Linked DNA regions of Homo sapiens: regions 2 and 3 are each linked to region 1. Evidence: chromatin loops called from intact Hi-C (ENCODE). Cell type or tissue: Caco-2. All regions are shown on one strand.

Region 1 (8,000 bases):
TCTGAAAGAAATTTTTCCTGGAAGATTACATCTATGACCTGCAAAGCTTTATGCTTCTCTCTGTATTCCAGATCTTGTGTTTTTTTTTTTTATATGGGAAAAGTTACAATTTTTTTTTTTTGAGACAGAGTTTCGCTCTTGTCACCCAGCTGGAGTCCAATGGCGTGATCTCAGCTCACTGCAACCTCTGCCTCCTGGGTTCAAGCGATTCTCCTGCCTCAGCCTCCTGAGTAGCTGGGATTACAGGCACCTGCCACCACGCCCAGCTATTTTTTGTATTTTTAGTAGACACGAGGTTTCATCATTTTGGCCGGGCTGGTCTCAAACTGCTGACCTCAGGTGATCCACCCACCTCAGCCTCCCAAAGTGCTGGGATTACAAGCGTGAGCCACCACACCTGGCACGATTATGTCTTTTTAAATGAGAAAAATTTCTTGAGATCATAAGGGAAAAAAAAAATCCCTAAGCCAAAGTAAGTCAACCAAGAAGAAAATGAAAATGAAAATGAAAAAAATATGTATTTTAAAGAAAGTAAAGTGGACATAGCAGTCACTCTGAAATCTGGGTATAGAACCACCTTCATCTCTAAAGTTTATATTTAGCCAACCACTATTCTAAGCAAGGTTGTGGTAGGAATACCTACCAACTATTGTAGGCCACATGTCACTTAAACAGGCAAAAAGTAAAGCAAAGCCATAATTGTGGTTTGATATTTTGGATATTCAATCTCATTTCAGTATTTGCATGGTCTCACATTTTGGAAACAAAATTGTGGTGATTTCACTTGTCTCTTCATATCATGATTATACTTAAAACTGAGAAACAAATGTAGACTAAAGAAGTAAACACTAAAGGGTGAGATCATGCAAGTTAAACAGATATGCTTTCTCAGGGGAAGGTCACTTACCCATCATGCGCTGATATATTTTTGTGAGCTTATATGGTTCTAGCGTATTTACAACTTGACTAACTTTACATGATTCACTGTGTACTGTAGAATATAATTAAATTGACATTTCCTGGTACAGAATAAATTTGCATATGAGCGAAACAAATGATGAGAATAAATAAGTCTGAGGCCATATAATTCCACTGGTTACCAATTTGTGTCTTCAGCTCTACACCAAAGCAAATATTACAACTCTGAACAAGCAAGCAGGCGAAGAATAGATTTGCTGTAACCTCAGATGTCAAAGAATGCATTTATCTCTGAAAACATTTGTATTTTTTTGTCACATTGTACTTTATTTAAAGGTGGCCACAGCATTAAAGTGTCAGTTCATTTTGTACAACCAGAAATGGAAAATGAGTCAGTCAAGCTGAAGCAGAAGTTTCTAACAAAGTCTAAGGCATAGTTCTATATAACTAATAATAAGGATACAATATTTGGCTTACTGAATTCCCAAACTGAGGTCACTAAAATTTAAGAATATCTACCAAAACTTAAGCGAAATCTCAGAGAAACTTTAAAAATAACATTTTATTTTTGATATTTCAAAATGTTTCAATCAATATTCTGAGCCTAAATGTGCAGGTGAGTGCTTTCTCCATCTTTGCACATGTGAAGTGCGCCTGAACCATAGCCCCATATTTCTCAAACACCATCACACTCATAGAACAGAAAGGAAAGGGTAGTTTCACCAGCTAGCCCCCACAAGCCACTCCCTGGGGTCCTCCCCAGCACCTGCTAAATTTGGGAGGCCTGATTTCAGGGGGGTGGATAATGAACTGGCAAAATAAACCCAAAAGAATCGTAATTACAAAGACCAACTCAGGTTCCAGTTAGACAGCCCATACCAGTGCTTTTGATGTTAGCTGCGGTTAAGGGGGCAGGAAAGGCTCCCACTCTATGGTCCGTGGCGTGGTCAGCTCAGCGCTGCCACCTTGGCGGGCTCCATCTCACCATGACCCTCTCAATCAGGCTGATGGTGTCTCCTTATGCCAAGTGGAAGGAACTTCAATCAAATTCTGACACGACCTGCAAATCCTCTCGGGCCCTGGGCTACTGGTTAGGCCAGTAGGGCTGTGTATCAACCGATTAAACCCATTAATAACTGGCAGCACAGCACGGCCTCCTTCTCAACAAATTACGATGCCGATCCCGGAATCAGCCATCCAGGCCCATGGTCTTTTGTCCTTAAGCTTTCAAAACGCCTCCCCTGCTTCATGCTTTCTAGTCTTGAGGACTTGGCTTCAGCGTGCTTCTGAATTGCCGCTCCCTCTGGTTGACAATTCTTTTTTTTTTTTTTTTTTTTTTAAGACGCGGTCTCACTCTTGTTGCCCAGGCTGGAGTGCGGTGGCGCGATCTCGGCTCACTACAACCTCCGCCTCCCGGATTCAAGCAATTCTGCTGCCTCAGACTCCTGAGTAGCTGGGATTACAGGCGCCCGCCACCACGCCCGGCTAATTTTTGTAGTTTTAGTAGAGACGGGGTTTCACCATGTTTAGGCAGGTTGGTGTCGACCTCCTGACCTCAAGCGATCTGCCCGCCTCAGCCACCCAAAGTGCTGGTATTACAGGCATGAGGTCCCGCGCCCGGCCGACAATTTACACTGTTCTCCAGTTGGGGCGGAGCGGGAGACACTATGGAGCCCACCTCTGCAAGAGGCAAGGCTTGGCGAAAGGCAGAGACCCCAACCATGGGAAGGTGCACTTTGGGCACCGAACTTTAGGGAAAGCGCTCTGGGTCAGGCGTCTCCTCCAGAGTGGTCAGTTTAGAGTTAAAAAGGCCGCCTTCAAAATAGTTTTAAAATCTATACATTTACCCAGACATACACATTTTTCGAGACAGGGTCTTGCTCTGTCTCCCAGGCTGGAGCGCAGTGGTGCGGTCGCAAGCCATCTTCCTGCTTCAGCCTCCCGAGGAGCTGGGACCACAGGCCCGCGCCACCACGCCGGGCTAATTTCATTTCGTTTCGTTTGTTTTATTTTCGTTTGTTTGTTTTGTAGGGATGGAGTCTGACTGTGTTGCCCAGGCTAGTCTTGAACCTCTGGGCTCAAGGGATCCTCCCTCCTCGGCCTCGCCAGGTGCTGGGGATTCAGGCTTGAGCCTCCACTCCCGGCCCTATTAATTATTCTTAATTAAAACATTTCAAGGACGCAGTGTTTGGGGCCAGCGCGGCGTTTGCAGTGGCTGCTCCAGCCTCGAGGCCGCAGGTCACCGCGCGGGCCCCGTGCCTACTGGCCCGGCAGTCCTGCGGGTCAGCTCAGGGGAGTGCTCTGGAGAGCCCTGAGCCCACCTCCTGCGCCCCGCCCAACCTCGGGTCCCCAGGCCCAGCCTCTGACACGCCGCTCCCAGCGCGGCCACGCCACAGCTCCGGGCTGCGCTCCCCCAGGCAAAGGCGCCGCCGGCGCGTCCAGCGCGGCCTCCTCCTCCAGGCGGCGCTTGTGAGTCAATGGAAAAGTCCTTGGCGAACTGAGCAGCCGCCTAGTATATCTCTGAAGCCTCCTGCGGAGACTTCACGGCTTGTCCCAGGAGCTTCTACAACAGCCTGGCATTGAGAGTAGAGTTGTAATATTTTCCGCCAGTTTTTCCCAGCCCGGCCCCGAAGCGTCTGATCTTAAAGTCCACGTATCAGACTCCGGGGGGCGTCCCTGCAAGAGCGCCAGGTCCCCGACACCCACCAGGGAATGAATCTGCGCCCAGGTCCCCGACACCCGCCAGGGAATGAATCTCCGTCCCAGGAGAAGGGCGTGGCGAGGGGAGAAGCAACAACCACAGGACCCGTGACAGTGGCCAAGCCTTAGAGGCCCCGCATGCCTGCCAGGCGCCCGAGCCCACGCAGTCCAGGTTTCCCCATCCGGGCGGGAACCAGCTGTTTCCCCTGCACGGGCGAGGGCGCTGGGGTCACCTCCGCCGACGCCAGGCGTGAGCTCCAGAACCCGCTCCCAACCGCCCGGTCCCGTGAGCGCGGGGAGCCTGGCTCTCGCCTGACAATAAAGAAATCATCACGGACAGAAGGAAAGAGGAGCGAGGCTGGGAAGGGAGCGGCTTTAATCCGGGGTCCGCCCCCTTCAATTCTCCAGCGCAGCGGCCCCGAAAGTGGGGTGGGGACGGGGATTGAGGCTGAGCTCGCTTCTTCCTTGTTTTCCGGGTCTCGCGCCTCTGAAGCGAACTGGGCCTGGAGGGGTGCTGGGGATCGAGGGAGCGGCGTTGGTGGGTGACCGAGGGAAAGGTGGGGCCAGCCCCTGGGCACCGGTCGGAGGAGGATTACGAGGCGGAGCCGCTGCCTGCCCGCGCCTCACCCGCTTGGTCCACCCAATAGCTCCGCTGTAGACTCGCGGCGGCAGGAGCGGCGGGCCAGATGGTGATTACAACCCGGGGCGCTATCCCTTTGGAACCTGACCCCCAACTCCGCTCAGTAACCGGATTTCCGGAAGCCGCGACCTCGAAGCCCCCAGCGTTTCTCCACCGACGGCGGGGCCGGGGCTCCTGGAAGCCTCGGAGCCGCAGCTCCAGCCTGCAGCGCACGCCTTGGCCCCCAGGGAGCAGAGAGGCAGAGTACCCCCCTGCATCCGGAGCATAGCAAGCATGCCCCAGGCTGAGGACCTGCGACTTGGTGGGACTTCGGTGCCCGCCCCTCCGCCACTACAGGGAGCAGAGGCGGCTCTGGAAGTCGGTTTAGTGCGGAGACCGCGACCGGAGGAGCGCAGAACGCTCCTCCCAGCGTCCTGGGCTCCGCAGGCACAATTTTTAAACCAGAGGCGAAATCCGAGTCCCGCCGCCCTCCGGGGAGGGAGCGTGGCCGCCTAGCCGAGCCCCTTCTCTGGCTCCGCCCGCTTTTGCGCCGCGAGGCCGCCTGGTGAGTTCCAGGGCCCTGTGGTCCCCCAGCCGCCGGCGCTCTCGGGTGTCTTTTGGCCGCGGCAGGAACGGAGCTGGGCGCTCAGACGGCGCCGGGGTCGTTTCTGTGCCCCCGCCCGGTGGCCGGAGCCGCAGCCTTGCCCCTTCCCCACTGGGGCAGCGCCTGCCTTTCTCGCGGCCGGACCGCGCCGGAGTCCCAGGCCCCAGGCAGCCCGGGCCGCAGCTGTCATGGAGAAGCCCGGCGCGTACTTGGGGTGCCCGGCAGGAGCCCCGGCCGCCTCGCGCCCTTCTTCTCACCCACGACTGTGGCCGGCGGCGGCCTCTGCTTCCCGGACAAAGCTGGAGATGCTGCTGCGGAGTCGGCCCTGGGACCTGCTTCTTCTCTTGGCTCCGGGGCCCGCAGCCGTCGGGGCCCGGAAGGGCTCCCCGGGGCGTTCCCTCAGGAGCGGTGGCCAGGGCTGATGGGGCGTGTACGACGCGGGACCCCGAGCCCGGCAGCAGCCAAGTATGGCAAGGACCAGCGCGAGCATCTCCCCACTGCGGCCGGGGACGGCGTGGGGTGGGAGCCGACCCGGGACATCCAGGTGGGATCGGCCACCGCTCAGGCGCTGTCCCAGGCGAACGCCGCCAGGGGCAGGCTCAGCACCGCCCAGGCCGCCGGCTCGGTGAGCGCAGAGAGGGGCCCCCGGTTTATGCCAAACGCGTGTCTTCTCCAACCTCCTCCTTAAGCCCCTGTCTCATAGGCTGGTTCCTGTCTCTCTCCAGTAGTTCCTGGGTGCCTGGGAGCAGAGACGGCCCATTCTCCCCAAGCTCAGCTGCAGGCTTCAGTGACCTGGGCAAAGTGCGGTTAACCCTGACCACCTTTTGGGGAGGAAGGCCGGTTGCTCCCCTAGCCTCCACTGTGGCACTAGGAGGCAAGGGTAGCCAAGCTGATCGCCGGTTTCATCTGTACCCACCCCCACCCCCACAGGTGTTGAGATGGGCAGTGACAGGTGGGTTGGCAGCCGGACTGGAGTGGCATGGCTAACTGCCCTGGGCACCATATTCCCTGCCTGTCACCACTCCTGGCTGCCCAAGTAGCAAAGCAAAGTTACAATGACAAGATCCAGAGAGGGGAGGCTCCAGCTGGAGATGGCGCTGCTGTCACAGGCCACCTGAGCAACAATGTGACAGCTTCTCATGGGGGCGGGATCTGTCCCCAGTCCCTACCCCGCCCTGGCTTGATCCTTGTCGGTGTCTATTTCTTTGCCTTGCTCTTATCTCAGCCTGGCTTCCCTTCCAGGATGTCAGCTCTGAGTGTCTCTTGGTCCACGCTTGTCTCCATCTCTCCTTTCTCTTCCCCACTCCCTAAACTCAGGACCCAGTCACTCCTGCTCCTTACACACATACACACCCACACTAACATACATGCACTCTCACATTCACTCTCGTTCCCCCCCCACACACACACTCCCACCCTACCTTAGACAGGAAACAAGTTTCCCTCCCAGAACCCTTATAAAGACCTGTGGGGAATGACCGGGATCTGGGCCCCCCGTAGGTCTGTGAGTGAGCCTGTGTGTGTGCAAAGGTGTGAGCCTGTGAGCATCCATGTGGCTGTGGAATTTAGAAAGCATGTGTGTACACACGTGAGTGTGACAGTGAATTGTTGAGAGTTGAAACTGTACATTTGGGGTCAGTGTGGTCTTGGTCATGTGGGCACACAGGTGAGCTCCGGCTAGGGTGGAGGGATGTGAGTGACTCGGAGTGTGGAAGCTGAGCCCAGGGCAGATGGACAAATACATCCTTTGAGCTCCTATGGAGGCTGCCACCCCATACCTTGCTCACCTACTCCCTCTTTGTCATCCTGGGTTCCGTCAAATCAGGATGGGGTGCAGGAAGGGGGAGTGAAGCTGCTGACCTCTGGGAAGGGGCCTGCACGCTCCTTGGGCCTGTCAGCCACTGATCTGTTCCATGTTCCTATAAATACTTAAAAATCCTAGCTGCTGAGGAGGAAGACATCCTCCACCAGCCAGCTGGGGGTCCTGGCCTGGAAGCTGGTGGGGAGGGAGCTAGGGAGCAAGACACATGGGGGAGGGGAGGGGGGATCGCATCAGCGAGGCTGGCATCAGGGACTCCTGAGTTCCGCTCCTAGTTTTGCCAAAGGTTAGCCTGGGTGCCCCAGTATGTCTTCATCAGGAACTGCAGAGCCAGAAATACCATCTATGCCTCTGTCCCAGGAAGCAGCCCTACCTCTGCCTGAAGAGAGAGACTCCCCCGTCAACAGCCAGCTTTCTGCCTTCTAGTCACGTCTCTCAAGTAGGGGTAAAGAGAGGGGTATTCTTGCTTTTTTTGTAGTGGGGAGCGTCTCACTGTATTGCCCAGGCTGTTCTCTAACTCCTAGCCTCAAGTGATCCTCCTGCCTGTAGCTCCCAAAGCACAACAATTACAGGTGTGAGCTGCCACACCCAGCAGCTTCTTACTCTTTAAACGCCAGACAAAATTCTTCTGGAGTTCCTGGAGGGGATTGTCTCTTTGAACTGAAAATCTTTCCCAGGACACCTTTATCAATCCATCAGGCTCTTTCTGGATTGGAGACAGAAGAAACTGCAGTTCAATGACCCCCTTTGCAAGAGCCCCCTCTGCAGCCGTTGAGGGGAGCGAAAGCATTTTCATCTGGCCTCACCCCCATCTGCAGCCAGCTCTTTCACTTCTGGAGCTGGGCTTGTTGTGATAACCTGGAAGAGGGGGAATTAGTTGGGATGACTCACTTGCTGGAGCCCATCAACACTAGACCAGGCTTGTGGCCAGATGCCTGGTTAACCAGCCCAGGAGAGCTTCCTTTCTCAGGAAGAGAATGATTATTGATCCTCTATACCCATTGCCCAGGACAGTGTCAGGCACACTATAGGCCCTTGGGCATTTGTGTGGCATCATCAGCATTACGCCTGTATCACCAAGTCAAGCTTTCCCAATAGCAGTTGGTGGCAAACTCCAACTCCTAGTGTCAGAAGGCATCACAAAGCCCAGATGTCCTGGGCCTCCCAGCTCAGGCAAGCCTAGCGTGGACACAGAAACCCTTGACACTGAGCCAATATCTCTTCCCCCTGTATGGCTTGAATTTCAGATATATTGATGTTGAGCCCTTCTGGCCGGCAGTGGGACTCCCCTTGGCCTTACATAGGTAATGCCTATATCCTGGCCTGGGCTTTTCCAAGAA
Region 2 (8,000 bases), 110 kb after region 1:
TACAAAACTTAGCTGGGCGTGGTGGCAGGCGCCTGTAATCCCAGCACTTTGGAAGGCGGAGGCGGGCGGATCACTTGAGGCTAGGAGTTAGAGACCAGCCTGACCAACATGGGGAAACCCCGTGTCTACTAAAAATACAAAAATTAGCCTGGCATGGTGGCACATGCCTGTAGTCCCAGCTACTCGGGAGGCTGAGGCAGGAGAATCGCTTGAACCTGGGAGGTGGTATGTTGCAGTGAGCGGAGATCACGCCACTGCACTCCAGCCTGGGCAACAGAGCAAAAACCTGCCTAAAAAAAAAAAAAGTATCACATGGAGACGTGTGTCCGTTTGGGACTGTTTTCCAGCCTTTCCACACTCTCTCCCTCCCCATCTGTCCCTCCATCTCCACCAAGCTGTGTTTTGATGTTGTGTTTGCATGATTTGGTGTATCTGGCATTTTAACATTTGCAGGGCAAATTTCTCTTCATTTTGGGTTTTTCTCTGCCTGTTCTTTTGTGTTTATTCTTTCAGATAAACTTAATTCTTTTTCCTTTAATGTCCTCTGATAAAAATATGCTTCAGAGACCACTGCATGTCACTGGGTTATCAGTTTTAATAGCTGCAAAAATTACATGGAGTGCTTAGACCATCATTTATTTAAGGAGTCTATTTTGGTTGTTTTCACTTTTCCCCCATGCCCAGTGGCGATGGCTTTTGTGCAGTGTAGAGGTTGAAAGAAAGGGAGTTCCACTGCTTAAACTCAAAATGTGTTTCTACTATAGTGGGCCCTCCCTACCTATGGGTTCCAATTCATGGATTCAACCAACCATCAGTTGAAAATATTCAGAAAAAGAAGTGGATGGTTCTGTCTGTACTGAACATGTACAGACTTTTTTCCTTCCTGTTAGTCCCTAACAGTATAACACCTGTTTCCATAGCATTTACAGTATACGAGGTATTACAGGTAACTTAGAGATGGTTTCAGCTCTACAGGAGGATGTGCGCAGGTTACATACAGATACTATGTCATGCACAAGGACTTGAGCTTCGGTGGATTTTCATATCTTCAGGGGTCCTGGAACCAATCCCCTACAGAATCCTAGGGATGAATGTATTTGCCAGTCCTGTGACTTGGACCAGGCATTTAATCTTTCCCAGCCTCCATTTGCTAATCTTTATAATGGTGATAAGTGTTAAACCCTTCACTGTTTCAGTGGGGCACATCCCAGCACACGCTGGTGACCACTTTTCTGGAGTAGATTATTTGAAGCAGGATTGGAATCATCAGTCAGGGAGTAGGTACATTTCCCCTCCACATTTGCAAGTCACTTCGTGTTCCTAAACGGTTGTACCAGATCCCATGTCCTCCCACAGGGCAGGAAGTGCCCATCTCCTGACTCCACTGGTGGTGAAGGGGCTCAGGGCTTTTCATCTTGCCAGTCTGGTGAGCACAAGGCGCTTTTCATTATTGTTTACATTTGCATTTTTATTAGACAGCAGGAGGGTTTTAGCATCTCTTCAAGTGTTTATTGGCCATTCTCCTGTCTCCTGCAATTTGTGCCAATCCTCTGCCCATTTTTCTGTTGGGTTGGTTGCCTTTCACATATTGATTTTGTAAAAGCTCTTTATATATTCTCCATTTAAATCCCGTGGCTGCTTATAAATGTTATAAAAGACTTTTCCCTGGTATGATGCTTACCTTTTGACGTGTCCATGAGGCCTTTCTGTATTCAGAGGTTTTCAATACTCGTATAATCAAACCTGGTAGTTTTCCTTTTGGTTTTGAGGTTGTGTCTTGTTTGGGTGAGTCTTTCCTACCCCTTTGACTACAGAAATGCCCTTTCATTTATAATATCCTCCTATTATGAAACATATTTCCACATTTTCTAAATTTTTAATTTTTAGCTGAGAAATAAATTAGTAATGATTAAAGTATTAATTACTTTTATCTTGTTATTAATTATTGGTTTTATTTATTTACATGTAGTTGGCTTACATTTAGTTTAGTTTAACTTAATTACTTTAAAGTAATGTATAAATATCTTCAGTTTGTACCGCATGTTCTCACTCATAAGTGGGAGTTGAACAATGAGAACACATAGACACAGGGAGGGGAACATCACACATCAGAGTCTATCCGGGGGCTGGGTGCAAGGGAAAGGAGAGCATCAGGACAAATACCTAATGCATGCAGGGCTTAAAACCTAGATGACAAGTTGATAGGTGCAGCACATGTATACCTATGTAATAAACCTACATGTTCTGCACATGTATCCCAGAACTTAAAGTAAATTTTTAAAAAAATTAATTAATTAAAAATATATATCTTCAGTTTGTAAATGTCCCGGCAACACGGGAACAGAGTTAAAAGAGTGTGTGTCGTCCTTAGCTGCTCCCACCCCCTCATCTCCTCCCTAGCCATCCCAGCCACCAGTCTGGCCTGCGCCTTTCAGGTTTCTTCCTAGACGCTGGCATACATAGATCACTATTTTCTGCCATGTGGTATCTTTTAAACACACACGATTGTTTTGTGCAGAAACTTTCTATTTTTACCTCTCATAAGTGTCCTGTGGGTTCTTTCCATGTCACTGTGATGTGTGTGCGTATGTGAGATTCAAGTTCAGCTTGCTAATCTTGTAGAAAGAATTACGCTCCACTTCCCCTGTGCTCTGGCCCTCCCTAACACAGCAGCCCATCCCTGGAGGCTGATGGAGCCCCTCGAGCACTTCTGCTTACCATTTCTCTTTGTTCTGTTTGTTCAGGTTTTCTGCCTCCTGCTAAGCCAATTTATACATTCCAAGAAAATCTTCCATTTCATCCAGGTGAAACAGAACCTACTGGAATGAAGCTGGCCTCCCGTCTCCTTGATTTGAAGCAGCTTCTCCACATTGGTTATTATGCCATTTTTCTAAATCTAACGTTTTAAAATTTGTGCCTTTCCTTTCTCTTTTGCTTGACTTCCCAGAGGTTTTTTTAACCGTCTTTTCAAAGAAGTGGTTTTGGGTTTTATTTATCAAGTCTACTTTTATTATGGCTGTTTTAAAATTAAATATATTTATTTCTTGTTTCCCTTAAAAAAGCTTCTTGTATGTTTACTTAGTTTATATAATTTTATATGTCTTTTGTTGAAGCATATTAACAAACACTTGCAGCTATAACATTTCCCCTGGGAACTGCTTTGGACATATCCAAAGATTTTGATAAGTCACACACTTATTGTAGTTTGTTTCTGAAAAGTTTTTCATTTTAGTTTTTATTTTCTCTTTTATTCAAATTATCATGCGCTTTCTCCTTTTATCCTGTTTCTGACAAATTAATCTAAGGATATAAATCTCTCCCTAAATGTCAATTTTGTTGAGTTTCATAATTTTAATATGTAATACCCTATTGCTATTGAGTTCCAGGCATTTTATAATTTTCATTGTGAAAACTAACTTTGTTTCCAAAACACACTTTTTCTTTTTTTTGAGACAGAGTCTCACTCTGTCGCTCAGGATGGAGTGCAATAGCACAATCTCAGCTCGCTGCAACCTCTGCCTCCTAAGTTTAGGTGATTTTGTTGCCTCAGCCTCCCTAGTAGCTGGGTTTACAGGCTCTTGCCACTATGCCTGGCTAATTTTTTGTATTTTTAGTAGAGACAGGGTTTCGTCATGTTGCCCAGGCTGGTCTTGATCTCCTGACCTTGGGTGATCCACCTGCTTCAGCCTCTCAAAGTGCTGGGATTACAGGCATGAGCCACCATGCCTGGCCCCAAAATGCACTTTTAACATGGTCTTTGTTACTGCATGTTTCTAATTTTGTTGCTCCCTGGTGAGAGAATGTGATTTGTATAACAGCAATTCTGGGAAAGGGGCTGAAGCTTCCTGCTCCTTTAGCACAGCTAATTTTCCCAAACGCTGTCCATGAGCTTGGAAAGAGCATTGTACTCTGTTGGGATGGGCTCAAATCTCTCTGTAAAAATGAGTGTTCTTCTGTTGTTATTGTTTTGGTTTTTGTTTGTTTTGTTTTGTTTTTTGTCTCACTTGTTTTGTTTGCTCAGATCTTTTGATGATCTGGATAATCTTTTAATTTATGCAGGATGTTTCTCTGCTTGTGCAGGCTGGTGGGATGGGGGACTGGATAGAGGACAGGTGTCTGCTTGCCCAGGACTGGCAAACTGTCACTTGCCCTGGTTGTGCCTTGCCAGGAGCTCCCGTGCCTGTCTCTGAGAGTGTCATGAGCTCAGTGGTGGTAGTTGTGTGGTGGATGCACTTCCCCCTGGGTTGGGGGGTGGGTGGCTGGTCCTAACTGTTTGTTGTTGCAGATGAGACACGGGCGCACTTCTGCTTCCTGATGGATCTTGTCAGTCGTTTGACTTCTTCCTGGTCTGGGCTCCTGAGTTGGCCCTCTGCAGGCCAAGCAGGAATGGAGCTGGCTGCTACAAGAGTTCCTTCACTAGAGGGCATCTCTCCTCTCTCCTCCCACACATGGGAACACGCGGGTGGGCTTTCCTCCGCCCACTGTGGTCCACAGCCCGGCTTTCCACTCCTCACCCTCTGCTCTCAGACAGACCTGCTTTTCCCTGGTGTCTGTGAGAGGTGATTCTTCATTGTGCCAAGAATGTGGATTTTTTTGAGAGCAGGGACTCTCACAGATATTTGCACACCCATGTTCAAAGCAGCATGATTCACAAGAGTCAAAAGGTAGAAGCATTCTGAGGGTCTATGGGTGAGTGGATGGACAAGCGAAATGTGGTTATGCATACAGTAGACTGTTACTGAACCTTTAGCAGGAAGGAGATTCTTTTTTTTTCTTTCTTTTTGTGGAGAATGGGGTCTCGCTATATTGCCCAGGCAGGTCTCGAACTCCTGGGTTCAAGCTATCTTCCCACCTCTGCCTCCCTAACAGCTGGGATAATAGGCATGAGCCTATAATATCACCCGGCCAGGAGGGAAATTCTGAGAGGCATGCCAACACGCATGAGCCTTGAGGACATTGTGCTAGATGGAATAAGCCAACCACAAAAGGACAGATACATTGCGATTTCACTTACATGAGGGGCCCAGAATGGGCAAATTCAGAGACAGAAAGAGCAATGGTAACAAAAGGAGGGAGCTGGTGTTCAATGGGTTCAATGCTCAGTGGTGTTCAATGGGTATGGTTTCCTTTTGGGAAGATGAAAAGGTTCTGGAGATGGACGGTGGTAGGGGATATGCGAAAATGTGAGTGCACTTAATGCCAGTTAACCCACACTAAAAGATGGTACAACTGTGCATTTTATGTTAGGTATATTTTCACCACAATTAAAAAATTTGAAAAGAGCTTGGATTTTGGAGCTGATCTGCCTGTTTCAGATCCTGCCATGAAGTTCTACGAGCTTGAGCCAGTTCCTGGGCCTCCTGGTGCCTCAGTCCTGCATGTAACACGGCGAGCGCGTGTGCACACGGCTCTGGGAGTTCTCGTGCAGCACTCAGAGCTCAGCGTGGGCGAGGGCGTCACCCTTCAGGGGGCGTCCATGGGGCCTTGGAGAAGGGAGGCTCCGGGGCGCCACAGCAGTCTACCGGGAGAGGCCAGGCCAAGCGCTTGTTCACCCGCAGCCCTCTTAGGGAACTTTCACATGCTTCTCCCACTAGGCCTAGGCACCCCTCCCCACCCTCCCTGCCCTCCTGGTTCCCTGATCCTCAGTGACCTTGTCCTTCAAGACTGAACTCCAGAGTCCCCACCCGAGGACCCGCAGTGCCCGGCCGCCGCGAGCTCGCGGGGTGTATGCCCGCCCCGAGGCTCCACCGCGCCTGTGTGCCGGGAAGCCTGGCTCCACAGGACCCTCAGGCACTGGGCGCGCCGTCGCTGCAGCTGCCAGGAGCTCCTGAGGAAGTGGCTCGAGGCCCCGGGGCGGGTCAGGCGTAGGGTGGGCCCGCTGCCCTCACACCCGCCCCGGCCGCACACAGGAGGCGCGATCAGCAGAGTCGTTGGACAGGTTTGGACACCGGCTGTCTCTTTCGGGCCTCGGTTTTCGCGTCTGAAATAAAAGCGCGCATCCTGGCCCTGGCGCGGTGCCTCTGCCGCGGTAGAGGTTTCCACCATGAGCCCAGTGCGCCTTCCAGGCTCGAGGGAGAGGGAGTGTGCGTGCGTGTGAACGCGTCACACTCTTGTGTGAACGCGTCATACGCTTGTGAAAGACGGTGCTTGTGCACACGCGTGTGCGTGCGTGTGAACGCGTCAGGGTACCCGAGGATGCACACACGCACGTGTGAGTGTGCGCGAGTGCGTGCTCAGAGGACAGCTCTCAGCAGGCTGGGGACCTCCTTCCTCTCACCCCTGAGGGTTTTGGGGGACCAGCCCCCGTATCCGGGTGCTGCGGGATCCCCTGAGGCGAGCGCGCACCGCTGTGCTCGGGCTCCGGCTTTGTGGGGACCCGGCCTTCCCGGCCCGCACCACGAGGAGTTCCACGCAGTAGCCACGAGGTGGCACCGCAGACTCGCTACCGCGGAGCGCGGCGGCTCCCGGCTCCCAGCAGCCTCGCCTAGGGCTGTGGCCAGGGCGGTCAGTCTCAGGCCCAGGCCGCTGCTGCCAGGAAAAGCAGGAACAATCGCCAGTCACGCCTGCTGATGCCCCTGAAGTGCTTATGCTCCCAGGCATGGGCTGACCGCAACGTGCATTCTCTCCTTTTATGTCCCTACTGTTTGGAACCCTGTTTTTGTTTTTGTTTTTGTTTTTGTTTTGTAAATCTGCCGCTTAAAATACCCAGGGTGGAGCTAAAAGTACAGACACTGCTCAACTTACCCCTGGCTGCGGCCCGATAAGGCCGCTGAGAGTGGAAAATGACTGAGTCCACCTGACTACCGAATAGCACAGCGTGGGGGCCTACCTTGGCCTGCTGAGAACACTGCCCTGAGCCTGCGGTGGGCAGAAGCATCAACACGAAGCCTGTTTTGTAGTCAAGTGTCGGATACCTCATGTAATCATTGACTACTGTACTGAAAGTGAAAAACCGAGTTGCCGTGTGGGACTCAAACGAGGGTTTCTGCTGACTGTGGATGGCTTTTGCATCACTATAAAGTTGAAAACTGTTAAGTGGAACTGCGGTTAAGTCGGGGCTGTGTGCACTAGAGACCTGAGTTCTGCCGCTCCATAGCTGTGTGACTTTGGACACATATTTGAGCCTGAGTGTCTTCTACACAAAATGGATTTCTTAGCATAACATACACATGTGTACGCGCCCGTGAGCATACGCGTGTGTGTTTGCATGAACACATCTGTGTATGCACGAGTGTGTGCACATCTGTATGTGGCTGTGTAAGTCCGTATGTACATTTGTGTGCATGTCTGTGTGTGCATATGTTTGTACGTGTGTGTGCTGTGCATGTGTGTGTTAAGGCCCTGGGGTGGAGCTGAGTTGTTGAGGGGAGATGCTGGGAGGGCAGCCAGCACCAGGTGTTTGTTGGCCAGGAGAGAAGCTGCCATCCAGGTGCACTCTGGGGCTCCTGCTTCAGTGGCACAAGGCTTCGGGATTGAGGAAGCTGGGGGCTGGAGCAGGGCAGTCCTGCACCTCATGGGAGGTGCAGAGTGAGGTCAGGAGGATGGAGAGAGTGCCAGAGAATGGGGGGAATCTGAGGCATCAGGAAAGGAAGACACAGGCCACGGAGAGGGCAGCTGGGCCCTGGGTGAGGCCGGCCCTCAGGAAGGAGGTGCCACAGGTAGGGGAGTGCCCAGATGGAGAGCCCAGGGGTATGGACCCACGGGTGTATGACAGTGGGGGTACTCCTGAAACCGCAGTATTATCCAACAAGCAGGGTTGGGACAACTAGTTATTTCATTTAAAAAAACAGGTCAATGTCAGTCCTCATTCTATGCTTTAAAATAAGCTCCAGATGGACTCATGCTTTACATGTAAAGAAGAAAAGGCAAAAAGAAAATAAAGAAAAGGCTTGTAAGCAGGTAGTTAATTGGGGGCAATCCCAGGATGCAGGAGAGAGGGGATGGAGCCACAGCAGGTCTGGGGAAGGGAGAAAAGCCGGCCCCGAGACCAGGGCCCAAGG
Region 3 (8,000 bases), 350 kb after region 1:
TCCAGGGAGGAAAGAGGAGCAGTCAGAGCCAGAGTCACGGCCACATGTGACATTGGTAATGGGAGGGGTGGGGGGGAAGCAGAGCCCCTGTGACAGGAAACGGTGATGCTGCACCTGGTAGCTCCCATCCCTAGCACCCCTCCAGGGCCACAGCTTGCACAGCCCTCACAACCACCCTGAGCCCTGTCTGCTGGTGAGAGGCAAGCCTCAGGCTATGAATGCAGAGCAGGCATCCCTGCCCTACCCAGGCCTATCTGCCAGGGACAGCCAGGGTGCAGGGGAGGGAGGAGACTTGGGTGGGCAACTCCCTCCGGCGCAGCCCAGGCAGTTCCTGGAGGAGGCAGCATCTGAGGTTGGTCGTGGTTCTACGCACTTAGTTGCTGCCCTCTTCATCCTGAGCCTCCAGGGTGGAGCTTGAGGAATGGGAGTCCCTGGGTGGGGGCCAGTGTGGAATTTGCCCTGGGCCTGCATTTCGTAGGAGGCCTAAGCCCTCCAAGGTGGGGAGAGGCTTCATGCACAGCCAGTTCCTGTGGAGGAAGAAACCACAGGGTAATTTAACAGGGAGAGTTTGTGTAAAGAATTAATTACAACAGGGGATTGGAGCAATGAGGGACAGGCTAGCAAAAAGCAAAGAGAATGCCAGAGAATATGGGAAGAGCAGCTCTGAGGAGCAGCCGCCCACCTAGGGCTGAGATGGAGGCTGGGAAAGCCCTCGCAGCCCAGCTGAAATGGCTATGGCGCTTCGGTGATGGAACTTGCCGGAAATGCCCCCTCTAGGCATTGGGGAAGTATGTCTGCGGCCACTCCAAACCTCCTGAGGAGGGTGTGGCAGGGGGGGTGCTGGTCACCCCTTACTGGAGAAGTTGCCACCATCAGAGTTGGGGAGCCTTAGACCCAGTGCTCAACACACCTCCCTGAGGAAGGGGCCTCTAAGCCAAGAACTGAATGATGAGAGCTAGGCCTGTGGGGCATTGGTGCTGGGCAGCAGGGCTGTGCAGCAGAGGTAAGGAGGTGGCAGGCAGAGCTGGAACACCAGTCTGAGCCTTGTGGACCTTGGTGGGGACCAGGGTTTACACCAGCCCTGGAGCTCCTGCCTCCTCCCCATTCCCGACTGCCTGGCAGATGTGGCCGATGCCCCCACAGACCTGACTTCTCTCTGCAGACCGCGGCTTTCCCCTGCTCACCGTCTACCTCAAGGTCTTCCTGTCACCCACATCCCTTCGTGAGGGCGAGTGCCAGTGGCCAGGCTGTGCCCGCGTATACTTCTCCTTCTTCAACACCTCCTTTCCAGCCTGCAGCTCCCTCAAGCCCCGGGAGCTCTGCTTCCCAGAGACAAGGCCCTCCTTCCGCATTCGGGAGAACCGACCCCCAGGCACCTTCCACCAGTTCCGCCTGCTGCCTGTGCAGTTCTTGTGCCCCAACATCAGCGTGGCCTACAGGCTCCTGGAGGGTGAGTGCCGACCTTGTGGGGCCGCCCCACAGTGCCTGCTACTGCTGGTCTTGCTCTGCGAGCCCTTGACACAAGCCATCTGGTTTATTCTTCACCTTCATGCCATCAGTTCATTCAATATTCCAGAAGTACCTCTTGCATGCCTGCCAGGGGCCAGGTACTGTTCTAGGAGCTAAGGATATAACAATGAACACAACGGGTTGGAATCTTGCCTGCCTGCAGCTTTCATTCTTGTGGGGCAGACAGAGCGTCTGAGCATGCCAAGGAAATCAGGTGGCTTCTGGAAGGAGCTAGCTGGGGAGGAAACTGGGAAGAGGGAAACGCTGAAGAGGAGGGGAACAGACGAGGAGACCTCCATTCCTCTATCGTAAATTGGGTGGTCAGGGTGGGGGCTAGCAGAGCAAAGGTGGGAGGGTGCCGGGTAGGCAGGCCTAGCCCCTTGGAGGGCACCACAGTGTGACCCTCGTGTGCCTGGAGTGCACTGAGCGACAGGGAAGAGCTGAGGCTGATGGGGCAGAATAGTTCCTGGGGCAGGGGGCAGGTCTGGGAGTGGCTTGCAGGGCTTTCTCCGGAGGAACATGGGGAGCTATGGAAGACTTTGGAGGGAGGGAGTGCTGGCAGGACCTGACTTAGTTTTAAAAGGATTAGTCAGACTACTGTGTTAGGAATGGTTTGGGGTGGGAAGGTTCAGGGGCGAAGCTGGGAGACAATCAGAAGGCTACAGGAGAAACCTCTGAACAGGAGGATGTGGGGTGTGATGCCGGGATACGGGTGGAAGCCGAGGCATGGCGAGAAGCAGGCAGCTGCAGCCAGTCAGAGGGTGGGATGAGCTGGATCCCAGTGGAGAGGGGAGAAGGCAGCTGACTAGGTGCAGGGAGGCCCCATTTGACCATCAGAAAGTCAGGAAGTGGGGCTCAACCAGGTCACAGAGGCTGCACCGCTGGCAAGTGTGTCCTAAATTCACACTAACTTTATCACACAAACATGGCAAGAATATTAAAATCTCAGTAAAGGAAGACAAGCCATCACTTATGCTTCCCCAGATTCCTTTCATTCTCTGGGGCAGGGTTGATGGAGCACTTGGTTTTTTGCATGCTGCCCTTTTTCACTAAAAATTATGTGATTAAATTTAGTTTAGTGGGGGGTTTTTTGTAATCACACTCAACAGAGGAAAGCATTATATGATAAGCATTTCCCACATACGTAATTCATGCGCAAGGCATGGTTCTGCCTGGGAGGCTTGTGGAGTTGCCCCCGCCTCCTTGGGGTGGGTTGTGGGGTCTTCAGCGGTGACCTTCCGCCTTCAGCATGCCCCCTTTTCTGGATTATTTCTGGAGGACAAATCCGAGGTCAGGCTCGTTGAAGACTGTGTTGTGGTTCCTGGCCCTGCTTCAGGGGCGATGTAGTCTAGCGCGAGCTGCCATGCAGGGCACGGAGCATTCGCTTTTGTCTCGACATCCGGCCTTCAGAGGATGACCAGCCTGGCGACGCACTGGACAAGGAGGTGTAGAGTGGGGATGCACACTAGGCGGTCGGAAATCATTATGCGTTAATGTCACATCATACCCCAGATGTCCACTGTGTTTGTTTTCAAGTGGTAGAATCGTGGCTTTCTCACGTTCTCTAAAATGAACACATATTGCTTCCATAATTGAAAAAAAAAAAAACCTAACAGTTTTTAAAAAGCAGCCAAGGTCACCAATATGGTGAAAGGCCGTCCCTACTAAAAATACAAAAATTAGCCGGGCATGGTGGCGGGCGCCTGTAGTCCCAGCTACTCGGGAGGCTGAGGCAGGAGAATCGCCTGAACCCGGGAGTTGGAGGTTGCAGTGAGCCAAGATCGCGCCACTGCACTCCAGCCTGGGCAACACAGCGAGACTCCATCAAAAACAAAAAAAAAGCAGCCAAGGCCAGTAGCTGGCTCTCTAGGGCTGCAGTGCAGCTTGGGCTGAGGCAAAGCCACCCTTCCCCACACAAGGCCACTCCTGATCAAGGCCAGGTGGGCGGAGGGGTGTCCCAGTCCCTACTGGTTGATCAGGGTGCCTGGTCCTGGCTCTTCCCAACCAGCACGAGTGAGGACGCAGCTGCAGCAGGACGTAAGCACAGTCATCGCTGCAAACTGCAAACTCGTAAGCACAGTCATCGCTGCAAACTGCAAACTCGTGCTCCGAGCGCTGCCCTCCCCTGTGGAGCGGAGGAGGGGAGGCCTGGGGCCGCGGCGGTGTGCGCCCCGCTCTGACCGCAGAGCCCCCTTCCCGAGGAAAGCGGCTGGCCCGGTCCCGGCTGGTGATCACGCGGGGCCCCTGTCTGCTTGGTGCGCAGGTGAGGGTCTGCCCTTCCGCTGCGCCCCGGACAGCCTGGAGGTGAGCACGCGCTGGGCCCTGGACCGCGAGCAGCGGGAGAAGTACGAGCTGGTGGCCGTGTGCACCGTGCACGCCGGCGCGCGCGAGGAGGTGGTGATGGTGCCCTTCCCGGTGACCGTGTACGACGAGGACGACTCGGCGCCCACCTTCCCCGCGGGCGTCGACACCGCCAGCGCCGTGGTGGAGTTCAAGCGGAAGGAGGTGCTTGTCCGCGCGTGCTGTGGTCTACCCAGTGTCTGTCTCCGGCCACAGTTCGTTTCTCGGTCGGTTTAGTGTCCGTGTAGCCACCCAACCGTGTGGCCGACCATTCGCGCTTTCATTTGTCCTTCGCCTCCGTCTGCGCCGTCTGTCCTAGGGGGAGGGGAAGGGGGAGTCCTGCCAGCACCCAGCTGGGCCTTGCCTCGGGAGGCAAGGACCAGGACGAGGCCCGAGGGCTCGCGTCTGGGGCATACTTGTGCCGCTGCAGGCGGGCGCGGCGCGCTGCCCGGGCGGGGAGCATCTGCCGGGAGGGCACTCCCTCCCACCAGCAGTTAGCCCCCAACGGGAGGGCCCTTGAGTGACCACGAGCAGAGCCGGGGATTGGAGAAGGACGGGAAGGCGGATCACCTCCGGCGCCGCCCGCCCCGCCCTTCTCCGGCTCGCGCTGGTGGAGCGCGACCGCCACCTGCTGGGCCTCGGCCTTCCTGCAGCCGGCCCACCCAGCAGGGGCCGTGGGAGAGTGGGCGTGGGGACTGAGGTAGGTAGTACGTTGCCTTGTTCCGCTTCTCTGGGCACACCACGTGCAGGTTTGGCAGGGAAAGGGGGTCTGGTCGAAAGCACAATTTGTGAGTAAAGGCTATGTGGGCCTCCCTGGGGTGACAGCAGAGGCCTGGTGGGCAGAGCCATCCAGGTGCCCAGCGGCTTTCCTCACAACCCCCTCCAGCCTGGGGTAGGAGGATGCTTGGAACAGAGCGCTCTGATGTACACCTGGCCTCGGAGCTCGGCTCTGCCGGCTGTTCCTGTGTGACCTTGACCTGACCTTCACCCTGTGGGGCCCAGCTTCCTCAGGGGAGAGTGGAGGTGCTCATCCTGCTCTCTGGGGACCTGGATGGGACCTGCCAGCAGGGTGCCTGGGCATCGGCTGTAATTCTCCTTATAAGAGGTCTGCATTGTACCTGTTACACAGGCGAGGCTCAGTGGCTCAGGGAAGGTGACGGCCAGGCTGGCCAGTGACCCCGTGGGAACTTGAACCCAGGTCAGACTGTCCCCAGACCTGGCTCTGACAACACACATCTGGTCCACCTATGGGCTGTGTGGGACGTGCAGCATTCTAAGGTCTCTGGTTTTGGGGGGTCTGAGGGGCCCATCTCGCCTGCACTGACCAACGCCCTCTGCATCCTGCAGGACACCGTGGTGGCCACGCTGCGTGTCTTCGATGCAGACGTGGTACCTGCATCAGGGGAGCTGGTGAGGCGGTACACAAGCACGCTGCTCCCCGGGGACACCTGGGCCCAGCAGACCTTCCGGGTGGAACACTGGCCCAACGAGACCTCGGTCCAGGCCAACGGCAGCTTCGTGCGGGCGACCGTACATGACTATAGTAAGAGGGGCTGGTGGCACGGCCTGGCTAGGCCCCCAGGAAATGAGGTGCTCGCTCTTCATGGGCAAGCAGCACCCTACACACATGCACACCTGGCATGGCCCTCTGTGGCCCAAGCCACTTCCCCTCCACCCTCTGCCCAGCACTTCCTGTGTCTCTGCCAGGCCTGCCCTCCAGCCACCAGCAGGGCTTTCACCATGGGACCTCTCTCCCTGAGCTGATCCATGGCCGACCCTGGCAGGGCCCCACCACACCCCCCTGCTGACCTCACCAGGGCTCACCACCGACTGCAAACACACATGTCACCTGAGGCTTTCCTCCAGCCCCTGGCACTCCATCGTTGCCCCTAAGGCGTCCCAAGTGCTTACGGATTATTGCTCCAGCCTCAGCAGCTCTCTGCTAAACAGGCTGGTGTACAGAAGCAGCCCCGAGCCAGGTCAGGGCTTCTGAGCCCATTATCCTGCCTGACTGCTGACATGCCACCATGCTCACCTGCTTGCAGGGCACCTTTCAGCAGCGGCCTTGCTTCCTGCCTCCCTCCGCCACCTCCTGCAGATTTCTCCTGGGATCGCCTTCCAAATAAACCACCTGCATTTGGGGTCTGTGTCTGGTGGAACCCCAGGCCATGAGTCCTTCACCCCTTTCTGCCTGGCCTGGTCCTGTTCATTCCTCAGTCCTCCCCACCTCACCAAGCCTATGGAGGCCCCACTTGTCAGAGGGGAGACAGCCTCCTTGCCCTGGCACTGAACACCCTGTGTGCCAGAGTGCCCCTCCCATCATTGTTTCCACCACATGAGATCCACAGTGGCAGCACGCGGCAGGTACACCGATGGCATGACTTCCAGGGCTTGGCCTGCGGGGTCATTGGGTCTGCTGGAGGTTCCTGCAGTGGAGGGTAGTTCTGCCATGCTCTGGGGGAGCTGTCTGGAGGGCTCTAGTGTGTCCTTCCCAGGGCCTTGGTAATGTAGACCTTTAACCCCCCATGCCTCACACACACACACACACACACACACACACACACACACACACACCCTGTTACCCAAAAAACGAAACTCTGTAAAACATTTTAAAGAGGTTTATTCTGAGCCAGGATGAGTGACCACAGCCTGGAGAAAACACAAACCCAAGAAGCCTTGAGTAAGTGGTCCCCAGGTCCAAGGTGGTGGAGTTACAGTTTGCTTTTATACATTTTAGGGAGACAGGAGTTACAAGCAAGGACATAAATCAACACACAGAAGGTATACATTGGTTTGGCCCCAAAATGCAGGGTATCTTAAAACAGGGGCTTACAGGTTAGAGGTAGATGCAGAGATTCTTTAATTTACAGTTGGTTGAAAGAGTTAAGCTTTGCCTAAAGACTTCAGGTCAGTACAAAGGAATGTTAAGGAGGCCTGCTATGTGTCGCCTGATGCTATACAGGGTCAGGAGGGAAAGTAAACCACGTTATACCTGGGTAACTTAAAAAAAAAAGGTTTTTAACAAGATTTTATGGACCAGGCATAGTGGCTCACGCCTGTAATCCCAGCACTTTAGGGAGACCGAGGCGGGTGGATTGTTTGAGTCCAGGAGTTCGAGACCAGCCTAGGCAACATGGTGAAACCCTGTCTCTACAAAAAAAAAAAAAATACAAAAAATTAGCCAGGCGTGGTGGCACATGCCTGGATTCCAGGAACCTGGGAGGCTGAGGTGGGAGGATGGCTGGAGCCTGGGAGGTCAAGGCTGCAATGAGATGCAACAGAGCAAGACTCTGTCTCAAAAAAGAAAACCAATGTTATGGTTTGTAGGGTGTTTCTTAACCCTTGCCTGGCATGGCCTTAGGTCCTGTTTATAATTTGGTATCTTACTGCCACAAAGAGTCCGATCTGTCAGTCTTATGATCTCTGTTTTAATGTTAATGCCGGTCAGTTGTGTCCAAACTCCAGCAGGAAGAGGGCCTAATAAGGCAAGTCCACCCTGCCTTCCTGTCATGGCCCAGAATTCTGTTTTTAAGGTTTTTCTGGTGTCCCTTGGCCAAGAGGGGATCTATTCAGTTGGTCCGGGGACTCAAGATTTTAGTTTCAGTTTACAACTCTATACACAAACACCCCATACACACAGGCACCAATACCCTATGCACAGACACCACACAAATGCATACTACACACTTACACATACCACACACACGCATACCATGCAAGCATATCATACACACAGACACCCCATACAATGCGTACACATGCACACACACACAGGCTGCCTCAAATTGAGAAGGGTTCCTTGGACTTTCAGTTCAGTAAATCCCAACGTTTGAACATTGGTGCTAACTTAGGACCAGCCCCAGGCCTGTTGCATGGCACTGTATGTGTGAAAGTGCGTGTTTGCACCAGTGTGAGTGCAGGGCTGTGTCTGGGAAGAGGTGTGCTACACATGAGGAAGCAGCCAGAGCAGCTTGGTGGTCATTGTTGTGCCCCTACCTGCAGGGCTGGTTCTCAACCGGAACCTCTCCATCTCGGAGAACCGCACCATGCAGCTGGCGGTGCTGGTCAATGACTCAGACTTCCAGGGCCCAGGAGCGGGCGTCCTCTTGCTCCACTTCAACGTGTCGGTGCTGCCGGTCAGCCTGCACCTG

The links. Peaks named below come from ENCODE experiments on the same cell type or tissue, not always from the same donor. Only the 100,000 strongest peaks of a DNase experiment are listed, where the experiment ranks them.
Region 2: a loop joins it to region 1, with 2.8 times the contacts of the local background. A loop is called at or near these places in 4 of 110 quality-filtered maps.
Region 3: it touches region 1 in a loop (16-fold over the local background); 64 of 110 quality-filtered maps call a loop at or near these places.

What each region holds. Positions count from the first base shown.
Region 1 is chr10:42,749,960-42,757,959 of GRCh38, forward strand. It overlaps LOC283028 (a long non-coding RNA gene), which reads right to left and starts at 5,244. Exons shown (of 1, transcript NR_136644.1): 1 at 1,225-5,244. LOC105378269 (a long non-coding RNA gene) reads left to right here and starts at 5,183. Exons shown (of 2, transcript NR_134498.1): 1 at 5,183-5,466. RefSeq lists a silencer at 5,802-6,096. In Caco-2, CTCF peaks have their summits at 3,383 and 4,497; DNase peaks (open chromatin) are centred at 3,352, 3,729 and 4,502; H3K4me3 peaks cover 2,184 bases.
Region 2 is chr10:42,860,420-42,868,419 of GRCh38, forward strand. No RefSeq gene overlaps it. Among named protein-coding and RNA genes, the nearest start is that of LINC02623, 7.1 kb to the right of the region's middle. RefSeq lists enhancers at 5,414-6,047, 6,048-6,681 and a silencer at 6,460-6,529. In Caco-2, CTCF peaks have their summits at 4,382 and 6,404 (motif pointing right); DNase peaks (open chromatin) are centred at 4,345 and 6,452; H3K4me3 peaks cover 304 bases.
Region 3 is chr10:43,101,180-43,109,179 of GRCh38, forward strand. RET (ret proto-oncogene) reads left to right here. Exons shown (of 20, transcript NM_020975.6): 3 at 1,163-1,450; 4 at 3,773-4,014; 5 at 5,197-5,392; 6 at 7,852-8,000. Among named protein-coding and RNA genes, the nearest start is that of RET, 28 kb to the left of the region's middle. RefSeq lists enhancers at 246-745, 3,592-4,343, 4,833-4,932 and silencers at 4,343-4,572, 7,883-8,000. In Caco-2, a CTCF peak has its summit at 4,489 (motif pointing left); a DNase peak (open chromatin) is centred at 4,402; H3K4me3 peaks cover 1,129 bases; H3K27me3 peaks cover 267 bases.